Linked DNA regions of Mus musculus: all the other regions are linked to region 3. The links are chromatin contacts, found by Hi-C or POLR2A ChIA-PET in ENCODE. All regions are on one chromosome and are shown on one strand. The core of a region is the stretch at or near the end of the contact, and the rest is flanking DNA. Distances in the headings are between cores, read along the strand shown. Region 1 has its middle 7.6 kb from the start of Gm32334. Region 2 has its middle 22 kb from the start of Nenf. Region 3 holds the start of Ppp2r5a (protein phosphatase 2, regulatory subunit B', alpha).

What was found. Hi-C counts contacts between places; a loop is a spot of excess contacts on that map. ChIA-PET counts read pairs that join two places held with the same protein, here RNA polymerase II (POLR2A).
Region 1: a map of heart shows a loop between it and region 3 (4-fold over the local background). The contact joins the enhancer-like site here to the promoter of Ppp2r5a in region 3. A Hi-C loop is called at or near these places in 5 of 37 maps with a recorded cell type or tissue (all heart). POLR2A ChIA-PET finds 5 or more read pairs at or near these places in 3 of 5 experiments (Patski and embryonic stem cell).
Region 2: POLR2A ChIA-PET joins it to region 3 with 12 read pairs in Patski. The contact joins the enhancer-like site here to the promoter of Ppp2r5a in region 3. POLR2A ChIA-PET finds 5 or more read pairs at or near these places in 2 of 5 experiments (Patski and embryonic stem cell).

What each region holds. Positions count from the first base shown.
Region 1 is chr1:191,492,889-191,497,076 of GRCm38, forward strand. No RefSeq gene overlaps it. Among named protein-coding and RNA genes, the nearest start is that of Gm32334, 7.6 kb to the left of the region's middle. Within about 2 kb of position 1,598, at least 2 of the 3 ENCODE cell types and tissues checked have a DNase peak (open chromatin) inside an H3K27ac peak, as active enhancers do; they include heart, where a contact is called at or near this core.
Region 2 is chr1:191,293,532-191,298,069 of GRCm38, forward strand. No RefSeq gene overlaps it. Among named protein-coding and RNA genes, the nearest start is that of Nenf, 22 kb to the right of the region's middle. Within about 2 kb of position 3,055, at least 2 of the 3 ENCODE cell types and tissues checked have a DNase peak (open chromatin) inside an H3K27ac peak, as active enhancers do.
Region 3 is chr1:191,394,275-191,398,834 of GRCm38, forward strand. It overlaps Ppp2r5a (protein phosphatase 2, regulatory subunit B', alpha), which reads right to left and starts at 2,767. Exons shown (of 13, transcript NM_144880.4): 1 at 1,962-2,767. The coding sequence starts at 2,142.

The DNA.
Region 1 (4,188 bases), core at 348-2,847, 97 kb after region 3:
TAAATATGGTTCTTGCCAGTCTAAATGTACTCTGTGAGCTTTGGCAAGTGTCTAGCTACATGGAAGCACTGTCATCATCCAGAACATCTCCACTGCTTCCTCTGGAGGATGGAAACTGAGAGGTGGCTTGGAAGATTGTGGCAAGAGTCTTGGTGACAGAAAATGATGGCTAGCCTGGGAGAACATGAAGCTGGAAACAGATTCTGGGTGTAAACTGATAGTAGAGCCAACAGGGATTTCTGGCAGTTTGGCTATAAGTTGTGAAGGGGAAAGTCACATGTGACTTCAAGGTTTGGCCCAAGGACTAGGGCTGTCACTGATGGAATAGAGGTGTGTGTGTGTGTGTGTGTGTGTGTGTGTGTGTGTGTGTGTGTAGCAGACAGGAGTATGGATGGAACGGAGGGGTGTGGAGAGAGCAGACATGGCAGCAGAGTCTCAGTCTCAGATGCCTCCAGTTTAAGATTCTAAATGACATTTACTTGAGGATGGAGAATAAACAGTTCTGAAATGCCCAGCTTATTGGAACAACCCAACTCAGGAGAGTTCTGAGTGAGGAGACTTAGGAGTGTGCACACGATCCAACATAAGCTTCAGCGTTTCCAACGAGAAGTCTGATTTCCTGGATTCTCCATGATGGAAACATTCAGAAATATTTCTAGGATTTGCATGTGGCCACAGGACCTCATAAGTATTCCTCACAACCCGACTAGCTGTGATCTTGAATCTGCTTTTCCTGAGTCAGCACACTTTACCATAACCAGCCAGCCCAGACCTCAGTGCTCATGGAGATAAAGACCACAGAGCCACAGAGTCAAGGGCTTAAAGATAGCAGAAAGGTCACCCCACCCCACACTCACACTAACAGTACAGCTAAGAGCTCGTTAGTATCATCAGAAGGGAAGTATCTCCCACTTCCAAGGGCTCTCTCTTCCCTGGATGGAAGGCTCCATTAGAGAGTTCTCTCTTGCGTGACGCACAAACCTACCTCGCTGTTGTTCCTCTGTTTGCATCTAAGATACCGGAATAAATAAACGCTGAGCTATGTTTAGTGACTAAGACACAATGTGCAAGAGTGTTGACTGGACCACAGAGCTCTTGGCTTTCAGTACTTTGTGGGACCTGTCAAATGGTTTAGGTTTCAAAACTTAAAACTCTTGGCTTCACTAACCCCCAACCCCAATCTCTCAGTCGAGAGGTTTCCTGAATGTTGGAAGGGAAAGTAAACCAAACGGGCGTTTGTTTCTCATCAGTGAAAGCAAAGAGCTTGGGAGAGGTGCACTGACCTATTTTTGTCCTTGTGTGGTGGAGGGTTGCCAAGAACAAGCAAAGGCGTTTTCCTGTGGTCAACACCAGAGTTCAGAGATCAGGATGGTGGTGCTGGGCCTTGAGGCTGAAGAAGGAAGATTCAGGAATAAGATTCAGACTCTGGGAGCCATCAGGTCTGTCTTAGATCCACATTCAAGACACCTTAGCCTTCATATCCCTGAATCCTCTTCTGCCTGGGCCAACATTGTTCTGCTAGTAGAAAGCAGACAACAAGTCTATGTGCAGGTTTCTCAGCACCTCCAGAGCTCTGTGGGATGCTGTGACTGCTGGTATTTGTTCTGAGTCCCAAATGCAGGCCGCTGGCTCCTTTTGGCTACATTCCTAGGGTGGCAAGGCATTCGGTGTTATGGCACAGAAGACAAAGGGGTGGAGTTAACACAAAGCATTTGAGGACTGTCCCAGATTCAAAGGTTGAAGACAGTTCAGGGGAACACTGACTTCACAGACCCAGAGATCTGGGTTCCAAACTTTGCCTGTGGGACCCAGGAGAACAGGGATCCAGTGACAGCAATTTGGGTGATAAATCACCAGGAGGTCCTGGATTCTTCTGCACTTGCATTTTCTTTGATGATCCATCCCAAGTGTGAATTCAAAGTGCATTAAAAAAAAAAACTAATATTTTTAATGCAGATGTCAAAAATCAACATAAAATACAGATTTTTCAGTAAGTCTGAGATGACTCAGAAAGCTTGAACCTCCCCCCCCCAACCCCCCATGGCTGCAGAGCCCTTCTGCTTAACAGAAGGGATGGGGCAGATACTCAGCTGCTAACCTCTGAACGCCCTGCCCTCGCTCCAAGGACTGTATTGACACCCTTTTCTCATCTACACGGACAACTTAACACTTGATTACCAGCCTGTCCCTTAGCAACCGAAGGGAGCGAGTGGCCGATATGTCCTGTGCTTGTGATCACTCAATAAAAGCCAGGCGATTATGTAACCCACCTGAGTGTGCCTCCCATGGGGCATGCAGTTGGGGTGCCCCCACACACACCTGCTAATCTGGCCTCTCCTCCCTCAGCAAGCTTCCTGCTTGGCCCTAGTGGGTGCTCTGGGCGCCAGTCTGACTTTCTTGGATTTGCTTTCTATTCTTTTGGCAGGCTCTGGAGCAGGTGCGATTGATTCCTTTTGTGTTTGTTTAGAAATGCTCTTGACCCGCTGTGAGGACTCAGGCCTCCCTTAGGGTGGTTTGGTTTGCTTCCGTTCCTTTGTGGCTGTGTTTACAACGGTGTTTATTTGGTGCGGTTTCTTGGAACTGAAATGTGTATTCTCTGGAGACATGAACACTGGGTAGACATAATGACATTCCTTGGATTTGGAGGGTCCCCAGAATGTAGTAATCTCTCTCCAGGCACTAGAACTACACAGAATGGATAGGGCTTTATTATTGAAACTACAGCAAGGGCCGTAGCATGGCTCAGCCAAGAAGGGGGCTTGCTGCCAACCTGATGTTCTGAGATCAATCCCCAGAACCCACATGGGAGAAACAGAATGGACTCTTGCGAGTTGTTCTTTGGCCACATGAGTGCTGTGGCCCACATACCCACATCCACATAAAATAACTAAATGTAAAAAAAAAAAAAGTTGTTATTCAGAAAAAAATTTTTTTGAGAGAGGGTCTCAGGCTGTCCTTGAACTCCTGATTCTGCCTCACTGTTCTTATATTACATGTAAGTCCTGGACTATGGGTGTGTGCACCGTGCCTAGTTTATGTGGTGCTAGGGACTGAGCCTAGAGCTTCATGCATGTTAGATAAGCACTCTACTGATTGAGCTACATCTCTAGCCCCTGGAAGAGCATCAAACAAGCCAAGCGCTGCACTAATGCAGAAAAGAATTAACCAGCCGCGTCCAGCCCAGCCCAGACGACTTTGTCACCTCCTCACACCATCTATACAGCACAGCCAAAGTGGATTTACCATCATTGGCAACTTGACGACACGCTACAATGCAGCTTACAATTGTCAGTAACTCCTGCTCCAGGGGTCTTACACCCTCACACAGACATACCTTCAACACAAATGTACGTAAAATAAAAATAAGTAAATTACATAATCACCGTAGAAACAGACCTCCATGTGCTCCCATGAGGGTGTTTCTAGGAATCTTTAACTGAAGAGAGAGGACATATCCCAAATGTAGGCAACACCACACCTCGAGCTGGGGTCCCAACCTGAAGAACAAAGAAAAAGCAAGCTAAGCACCCACACTCCCTTCTCTGCTTGCTTCTGTGGTTACAATGAGACCAGCCTCCTTGATCTCTTGGGGCCATGCCTGTCCTGAGCTATGCACCTTGGAACTGGGAGCCTCCGTCCTCCTTAAGTTGCTATTGTCAGGAATCCAGTCACACCAAGGAAAAGAAGAATGACTGATCAGGCAGTTTGCCTCTCATTTGTTCATGCTTCCAGATTTTGAATGCTTAATATCACTAGTATTCAATATTTAGCTTTATTAGGCTAAGGTGTTGCTGGGTAAAATCCCTGTCTCAGGAGTTCATAGTTTGGGAATTAAGCAAAATCAGAAACATAAAACTGTCCTATTTCAAGTTCAGTTTGGAAGGAAGGAAATAGACTTCTCCCATGGGTTTAAGCAGTGAAGTCAAAATCTAACAAAAGGGCACAGACAGGAGCATAAGAACTAAAGTTGCTTCAGATGAGTCACCCATTCAGCCAACATTTGCTGACTGCTCCCTTAAGGCCTGTGGCAGGCTGGGAACAGACAGTTTCTGGGTTTTGCTTTTGTTTGTTTGTTTGTTTGTTTGTTTGTTTTAGAGGCAGGGTTTCTCGGTGTTGCCCTGGCTGTCCTGGAACTCACTCTGTAGACCAGGTTGACCTTGAACTTGGAGCTCTGCCTGCCTCTGCCTC
Region 2 (4,538 bases), core at 1,805-4,304, 100 kb before region 3:
GGAAGTCAGTCTTCCACTAGCAGCCTTTGGATGAAGATGTAGAACTCTCAGCTCTGCCTGGACCATGCCAGCCTGGATACTGCCCTGCTCCCACCTTGATGATGATGGACTGAACCCCTGAACTTGTAAGCCAGTCCCAATTAAATGTTTTTTTATAAGACTTGCCTTGGTCATGGTGTCTGTTCATAGCAATAAAACCCTAACTAAGACAGTGTGGTAGCTAGTGTTTCAATTGTGAGCCTAGCCTTTAAAGGCTGAGCTATCTCTCAGCCCCTATGGTGGCTAGTGTTCAAGTTGTGAGCCTAGCCTTTAACTGCTAAGCTATCTCTGATACCTGTGATACTTTTTAATTGTACAAATGATACAAGGTAGACTAGACTGGCAACAGTCTCAGTGAAAGATTCTTTAGATCAGATTGGCCTTGGTGGTGGTGGGACTGTCTTGATTACCTTAATGGCGGTGGAAAGACCGACCTACTGTGGCAACACTAGGCACAGTAGGCAGGGCCCTGGACAATGTAAGAGTGGAGGAAGAGAGCTGAGCAGTAAATATGTATGGATTCCTTTTCTTCACAGCTGTGGCTGGCTGCTTCGGCTTCCTGCCTTGGCCTCGTCACTGTCATGGTCTGTAACCTGGAGTTGTAAACTAAAACAAGCTCTCCCCGGAGTTGTTTGTCAGAGTACTTAACCCCAGCAACAGAAATGCAACACGTACAGAGAGCTCGAATGCTCTGGAGTTACAAAGTGAGTGCTGTGGAACCTCAGCCAGGACCTTCCTAAGCTGGAGCACCGTGGTTTGGGATGTTCCCTGCTGCCTATGGGGAAACCTGGCATGTGCTGAGCTGTAGGGAAGAGCTCTGACAAGGTTAAGGGGATTCAGAAAAGGTCAGCCAAGCCACATGCACAGGAAGATGGGTGAGCTAGAGGGGTAGATGAGGCCCAGACTTCTCCGTGAAGTCATGGAGGCGGTGCAAGCTTGCTTCAGAGAGCCTAACCCTAACCCTCCTCCCTCCTCCCTCTACCCTCCTCCCTCCTGCCTCTTCCCTCCTCCCTCTTCCCTTCCCCTTTCTTTCTCCTCTCTCCTCCTTTCCTCCTCCCTCTCCTCTCCCTCCTCCCTCCTCCCTCTCATCTCCCTCTTCCCTCCTCCCTCTTCTCTCCTTCCTCCCTCTTTCCTCTTCCTTCTTCCCTCCTCTCTTCTTTCTCCTCCCTCTTCCCTCCTCTCCCTCCCTCCCTCCCTCCCTCCTCCCTCTCCTGTCCTTCTCCTCTCTCCTCATTCTTCTCCTTTCCCTCTCCCTCCTCCCTTTGTTCTCCTCTTCTCACTCAACCCCCATCCCTTCTGCAACCAGGTCTCATGAAGTTTGGCCTATAACTTATTAGGCCATAAAAGATGACCTCAAACTCTTAACCCTCAGGCCTCCACCTCCAGAGAGCTATGATTGCAGGCATGTGCCACCACACACCAGGCATGCTAGGTGTTAGAAACAAACAATCTGGGTGTTGCACGGGGGAACACAGAAACAAAGCAAATGTATCTTGGTAACATAATTCTTTTTAAAAACTATTTCATTGTATGTGTGTGGATGCTGTGTCTGCATGCATGTATGTGCACCACATTCATGCTTGATTCCTGTGAAGACCAGAAGAGGCCATCAGATCCCCTGAAACGTGTGTTACACACAGTTGAGAACTACTGTGTGGGTGCTGGGAATCAAACCCAAGTCTCTGTAAGAGCAACAAATGCTCTTAACCACGGACCCATCTCTCCAGCCCTAAGGGTTTTTGTTAAAAGGGTGTGCCAGAATCCAAACCAACAGGACTCCTGCCTTTATCCCTAAAGTAGTCGGTAGCTGTGTTTCATCCATTAATGGGTGCTCAACTTCACAGGCTGACATGATTGGCTAATTGGTGAAAGGAGGAAGGAGAAGGCCAGGAAATGACTTCCTGCTTGGCTGCCTAGCTTTGACTTAACAAAACAAGTTTCTCATAGGCAAGCCCTCTACCAACTGCTCTCTTCTCTCTCTCTCTCTCTCTCTCTCTCTCTCTCTCTCTCTCTCTCTCTCCCTCCCTCTCCCTCTCTGTCTCCTTTCCTCTCTCTCCCCTCTCTCTCTTCCTCTCTCTCCCTCTCTTCTTCCCTCCCTCTCTCTCCTTCCCTCCCTCTCCCTTCCCTTCTCTCCCTCTCTCTTTTCACACATGTGCACACACACACATACACATACAGTCCTTCCAACAAGGAGAGAGGAGAGAGAGAGAGATCAAATAAGTTTTCATTAACCCAGAGAAAAAGATGTCTATCCAAAGGAGACAATGGCAGCTTGGCCCCTGCCCTTCAGTTCATTCCATGTTGCTCAGCCTGGTGCCAGCTCACTTCTCCACATTCTTTCTGCAACCTCCCACCTCCCTGTAAACACCCTGCAAACGCCACTGACAGCACTCGGATCCATCAGTCCAGCTCAGCTCCATGCCTTGCTTATCTAGGAAGACAGTTCTGCTCCAAACACATGCTTATAAAACTAAATAATACAGTCTTGCTCCCAGGCTTGATGTTGCTCCTGGCTGAGCATTATTTCAGAATCTGTCAATGGAGCCCACGTGCAACAAATGCATTCTTTTATGTACTTAGAGTTGGAGACAGGGAGTGCCCTGTGGGATTGCACAGATGTGCCTGTGGGTAGAAGGGATGTGAGCCACTTCTTCACCTTTCCCTGGGTTAGATGACTTCTGCTGGCCCTTATGGAAGAGAGGGTGGGAGAGGGACTGGTGAGATCATGGGAGACAGTCGGAAGAACGTGGAAAGAACTGCCTGCCCCAAACTCCTGCCACGGCGCTGCAAACTCTTTCTTTTCACACCTAAGCAGGCCACTCACATGCCATGTTCCTCTCCCCACTTGCCACCCGCTTCTTTTCTGTCTCTCAGGGGACATTTTCCAGGCCAGCACTACTGAGTCCCCGGGTATGGAAGGCACCCCATTCTGAGCCTCCTGCTCCTGGGTTAAGCAGGCTGTGCTGGCTTTGCTCCCCTGGAGGGAATCTGGAGCATGCCCTTGCCTTGGATTCAGCCCGGGAGCTTGGCAGAAGAATGTGGGTTGTGTCCAGCAGAGAAGCCCAGCCTTTCCTGGAGCCATCCCAGGTATCCAGGGTATCCACTGCATTCTCAACAAACCCTAGACACCCACACAGAGCAGAGTGGGAGATAACCGCTGAGTGAATCCCACCCACAGCTGACGATAGCTCTCCAGCTCCCCTTTGCTCAGAAGGGCCAATCTGAGAGCTGTGAAGTGCTGGCACCCTCCAGAGCACCGGAAGCTGGATAGAGCCAGGGCAGCACTGGGTGTCCACAGCATGGAACATTTTCAAATCACACTGACAACTTCAGAGTATAGCCCCAATGGAGTATCTATCGGTGGTGCCTCCATGTTGTGGAGACAGAAACTAAGTCCTTCCTCAAGGGTCCTAGGGCTGGTGAGTGGAAGTAGGTCACAGACTGTGCCTGGTGTGTATGGGTCACCTGGATCTGTGTTCCTTAGTCAGGCAGGACAGGGCATCATCGGGGTCTCTAGTCTCTTAGCCTGCCCATGTGACTCCCTCAAGAACTGACAACCCAGAGCAACCTTGGGCAATCAATGCCTTCCCCACTCCCCACTGTCAGTCAGCAGGCAGAGGGCTCAGGCCACAGACCTTGAAGGCAATCGTGGCTCCTGCCCCAGGTGCAAGACATAGACAGACAGACAGACAGATACACAGACACGCACACACACACCGATACAAGTACAGGCACACAGACAAACAGAGACAGACATACAGACACACTCACAAACACATACATACACATACTCAGACATATACACAGACACACACACACAATGACGTTTTGATAACAGAAGACTTCAGGTTCTGTTAGCCTAAGGTGTCTTCCTCTCAGAGGTCACAGAGGCAGCCTGATCTAGTCAACAGAGCTACTCAGACATAGGTTTTGGTGGCAGGCCAGGTCTTCAAGGTAGCTTTTCACCTACAGGCCTGAGTAGGTCCCCTGAGAGACCTCTGCTCGAAGCAATTTGAAAGCCATGCCCCAGTTCTCTCGGTTGCTTGTCTAGGCCTGGCAGGCCTTCCAATCCCACTCTGGTTGGCCTTCTTGACTAAACCAGAGCTCACTGAGTGGCTAGACTAGCTAGCCAATGAGCAATGAGGTCCCAGATTCTATTATCTATATGTATGTGTTTATGATATATATGATATACAATATATGTAATATTGTATGTTGATTGTTGGGGACTGAGGTTCCACCTCAGGTCCTTGTGTTTGCACAACGAGCTTTTTGTCCACTGAGCATTTCTTCAGCCCCAGGGTTTTTCTTCCTTAACTGTAACTTTACTGATAAGCCAGAGCTTGTAAAAGTGAGCACCCTGGGGCCTGTGGTAGGCAGTATACCATGGCAGGGATGCACAATGGAGCAAAGCCACTCTCTTATGGCTGGGGATGGGGAAAATATCTTACAGTCCCTTTAGGGCATGACTCAGTGACCTAAAGACTCCAAAAAGTTCC
Region 3 (4,560 bases), core at 1,517-4,016:
GCACCTTTCCAGTTCAGATGCATGTGGACAAAGTGTAAGCAAGCAGGTTGGTTGATATAAAATACTTGAAAGATCTTGGATGCCCATGGATATCTGAATCACTCCACAACCAGTGAGATTGTATTTCAGAGCAGTTAAGAAAATTTCTCTTTCATACGAAAGGGTTTTCTGCTGTTGTTTTTGCTAAAACCCACAACTGGGGGAAAATACTACTGACAGAAAAAACTCTCAACACGGTGGTATCAAGGGCACTGCCAAAGCACCAAGTAAGACAACTCCATTAAAAAAAAAAATCACTTTTCAAGCATTTTGACAACTGGATTTAAAGCAGTTTTTCCTGAGGATTTTATTTTCAAGTAAAAAGTTTTACTTCCTCAATCGAATCTGCATCAGTTTATCATGAATAATACCTTATGGGGAACACTATACACGCAAATTTCAATTTCTTTCTACTACTGACCAAATTCTGTATGTGAAAACATTGGCAGTTCCTGCTACATCTTCAACCAAACATCAGGTAACTTTGAGTCTGATTACTGATTCTGTGGATTTCTGTCCGTCTTAAAGGCAAAATCTACTACAGAGGCATCTCAAGACTAACCAGATGTTTAAAATTCAATTACTAGCAGAGGAACTAAGAAGTACAACACTAAGAAGAAGAAAACCACGTTAGCAAATTAGATACATAAGAAAAATGCTAGTATCGAGACTTCAAACTAAAATTAACAGGATAAACTAATGAAAAACAAAGGATAAAATAACTCTTAATTAAGTATAAAAGCTTAAACCTCTGAGTAGCAATTCACTATCCTAACAGGTAGGACAGAGTTATTTTAGGCTATGGCTGCACTCCACTGACAGTGCTGTATCAATTTGAACAATTCTAGTATGGTAAAGAGCAATAAAGCAACAAATGAGACACCACACACCTAACATAAACTATTTTCAAAAGTCTGTGTGATTCTACCAGTGGTATATCCTTAATTCAGAAGCACCCCGAGAGGCAGATGTAGAGTTTAAATGGGGTTCCAAGCTGTTGCTGGTCAACTGTTGATTTGATCTAGGGTTTTCTTTACACTCCTTGCCAAACTAAGTCAGGATTCATAGACTCAAAGACAAATCACAACCAGATTGGCCTTGAAAGGGATGCTGGATCTTTGTCAAAAGAATTGAAAAATCTGCTGATCATTTATCTATTTTGGCATGAGCCTTTCTTTTATTTCTTGGCCTTGTGACTCATTCTCTAGGTTTCTATCAGGTTGCAAAGAATTTCTTAAATATCTAGGAACATAAACATCTTTTCCATTAATGACATCTAGCTCATAAAATGCAAAGACGTAAAATTATTAAATTAAAAGCCAGTAATTCTCAAAGAATAAGCAAGAACGCCAGTAAACAACTCATGAAAAGCCTCCAAACCGGGTGAGAAAAGAGAGCCAAAAGGAGTGCCAAGCACTCCTGCGAGGCATTAGGCACGGATACCAATCTGAATTACTTACAAAACCTTACAAAGTCCTTGGAAGCATAGCCGCGCTAACCAAGTTCCCGTTCCACGGCAAAGAAATTACTCTTCCTTCATAACCTCTCCAAAGACAATCGAGGTCTTCTGAGGTATAACATTTACGTCTAACGAGACAGTAAGATCTGTCACCTGGTCCCGGTTTTAAGCTAGTTCTATATAGCTACGTCTAAAGGCCAGCTAACTCGGCAGCAGTTTGTTTGGACCCTGGATGTGACAACTGAGGGACAAACAGAGAAAGAGAAGAACTAGCTAAGCTTGGAGAAAACCAGGGTTGAGGCTCAGCGAGGCAGGGAGTCGAAAGACTGGACGAGGGAAGGGAGCGCAGGTACCTCTGGGGACCCTGAAATCGCCAAGGCAAGGGCAGGCGGGGCAAGCGCGCAGGTGGGAAGGGGAGTAGGGCTTGCCCCGGGAGCGCGGGCCAGGGGCGGCCGGGGGTTACCTTTGAGCTGGGGCAGGGGGTGCAGCTCCGCCTGGCTGCCCTGGCTGCGGAACTGCGACGAGCCCTGAGAGCGCTTCTGCCTCTGCGCCTTGCGCACCGATTTCCGGGTGAAGCCGTCCACTTTCTCCGAGGCCGAGATGGCGGCGCAGGCAACTGGTGCGGGCGGCGACGGCGACGACATCTCGGCGACCCGGGCGATCGGCGCCTCCCGCGGCGGCTGGCCCGGGCAATCGGCGGGGGACGGGCACGGCGGGCCTGCGCCCCTGCGCCCCGGGCCCCGGCCGCGCCGCCCTCGCGCTCCGCGAGCTGCTCCTCACCCGACAGCGCCTCACGGCCGCATCCCCGCGCCGCGCGGCCGCCTCCCGGGGCTGGCGGAGGGGAGGGCGGGGGCGCGCGGGCCGCACAAGTTGCTGACGCCCGGCGACGAGGGCGGGCGGAGGCGAGCCCGAAGTTTGGACGGCTGGGGCGAGCGCGCGGGTGCGGACGCCGGGCGCGCCTCGCGGCCCCTTAGCGCGCGGAGTCCGGACAGGTCTTCAGCGGCTGCCGCCCGCGCTGTCCGCCCGGCCGGGAGCCTCCTCCCGGGGCGCTTCCATCGCGGGTCCGCGCGAGCCGCTGCCGAGCGCTCGTTCTCCTGTCAGCGATGGCCCCTCATCGCCCGGGGCGGCCACCCGTACCCCGATCCTTGGATCCTTGGATCCCTGGAGCGTCGCCCTCGCTCAGCCTCCCGCGCCCACCGGCCGCCCACGGAGCACGCCCGGGAAGCAACTGCTACAACTTGAGAGGGTGGCTGGTTCGGGTGAGGGGGGACTCGGTGCGCGTGCGTGCGCGCTCCCGCGGCCCGGGGGAGGTCCTCGCGGGGGGTGGAGGAAGGAGTTTGACTGACAACTTCCGCGGGGTCCCACTAGCCTCCGGAGTCTCCGGAGGGGGCCGGGGCGGGAAAGCATGCCAGTGCCCTCGGCCAATCGCAGGGCTAAGCGGCAGACGGGGGTGGGGGCGTGGCCTCCCGGCTGTCTATCAAGAGTCCATAGCTGGGTGGGAGGGAGGGGCTACGTGACAGACGCGGGCCACAACCAATCGCAAGTGAAGGCAGTGAGCGGGGTGCCTTGTGCGTCACAACTGTAAAGGAAAGCTCTCGGGAGGGAGAAAGGGGAAACGCCGCGCCGCTGTCGGCTCTTGTGTACGCCTGCGCTAGGCTCCAGGCTGGGATTGTTCTCCAGACAGCGCGTTAAGAGGGAAACTACACAGGCAGCTCAGAAAGCAGAAGAGCGTCCTCCCTCTCTTTGCGCCCTGCTTACCAATGAGAACATGAAGCGAGGGCCGGGGTGCCCAAGAACACCAAGCATTGCGTCAGTCGAACGGGGGCGGGGCCAAGGTCGTGTCAGAGCAACGTGATTGACAGGCGAAGGAGCCCCGGGAGAGAAATGAGCTTGTCCAATCGGAGCGCGGGGCTACGTTCTTGGGCGGGCCTTCTCCTCTCCGGTCCTAAACCGCGTAATTGGTGGTTGGGGAGTCCATTTGTAGCTCCCGAGGTCTTGGCGCCGCGGTTCGCTGATCGCTGATCTCGCGTGGGGTTTGGGCAAGCTCGTCTCTACCACTTCAGAGAGCTCTGCAAGTCTAGGCCCTCTGAAAAGAAGTTTCCCGTTTCGAACTTAGCCCAAGTTTAACCTCTTCTGCTGAGGCCCTTCAGTCATCTGTAGTCAAGTTCAGATTAGCTGATTTGGGGAATCTCTTCCTAAGAGATTCCGTCTAAGTTTTATATTTAAAGCCAAGAACTGCTCATGTTAGCTTTGGGCATCCGTATGATGCTTCAACAGAAAGTGATCCCGCCTGCCCATAGTGCCCCCTTTGCTCTGCAGTCTCTTCTGCAAGTCCCACACCTTTTCCTTTTGACATAAAAACGGAGGTTAAGTAGGCTGGCCTAATGCTTGAGGAGGATCGAGAAGTATGCAAAAGTAGAGTTCTAAACCTACACTCAAAACATTTGCTTAACCAAATTATATAACAACAGAAGAATGTATAACGGAAATATGGTGTGTATACACATATTTTTCCACCATAAAGAACGAAATAACATGTAGGAAAATAGGTCCAACTGGAGATAATCATATTAGGCTGAATAAGCCAGTTTCAAAAACATAAATATCTTGTTTCCTTTTGCTTGCGATTCCTAGATTTTACATAGGTACATTAAATCAAGAATTTGCGAAATAAAAGCTAAGCATAAGAAGTTGTCCAAGGGAATTAAAGGGATTAATGGAAGGGGAATATGTTTGATGTACAGAAAAGACTTGTATGAAATTTCTAATATAAAATTAAATATAAAAAATAAAAAGTTGTATACAGCCTTCCCAGTCAAAGAGGCTCAGATTGCAACAACAACTAAAAGACCTTTCTCATCCAATCAGATTAAGTTGACTAGCTCATAATGTTCAAAGCTTTTTATTTTAACAATTTGCAAATGATCCACCCATCATAATTCAAGGGTTTCAAGATCACTGCCAGCTGGCCTTTCAAAAGGCCATTTTTACATATATTTCCAGATTATAATATAATTAGATCATTTCTCCCTTCCCTCCAAACCATCGTTCTTGCATCTTTC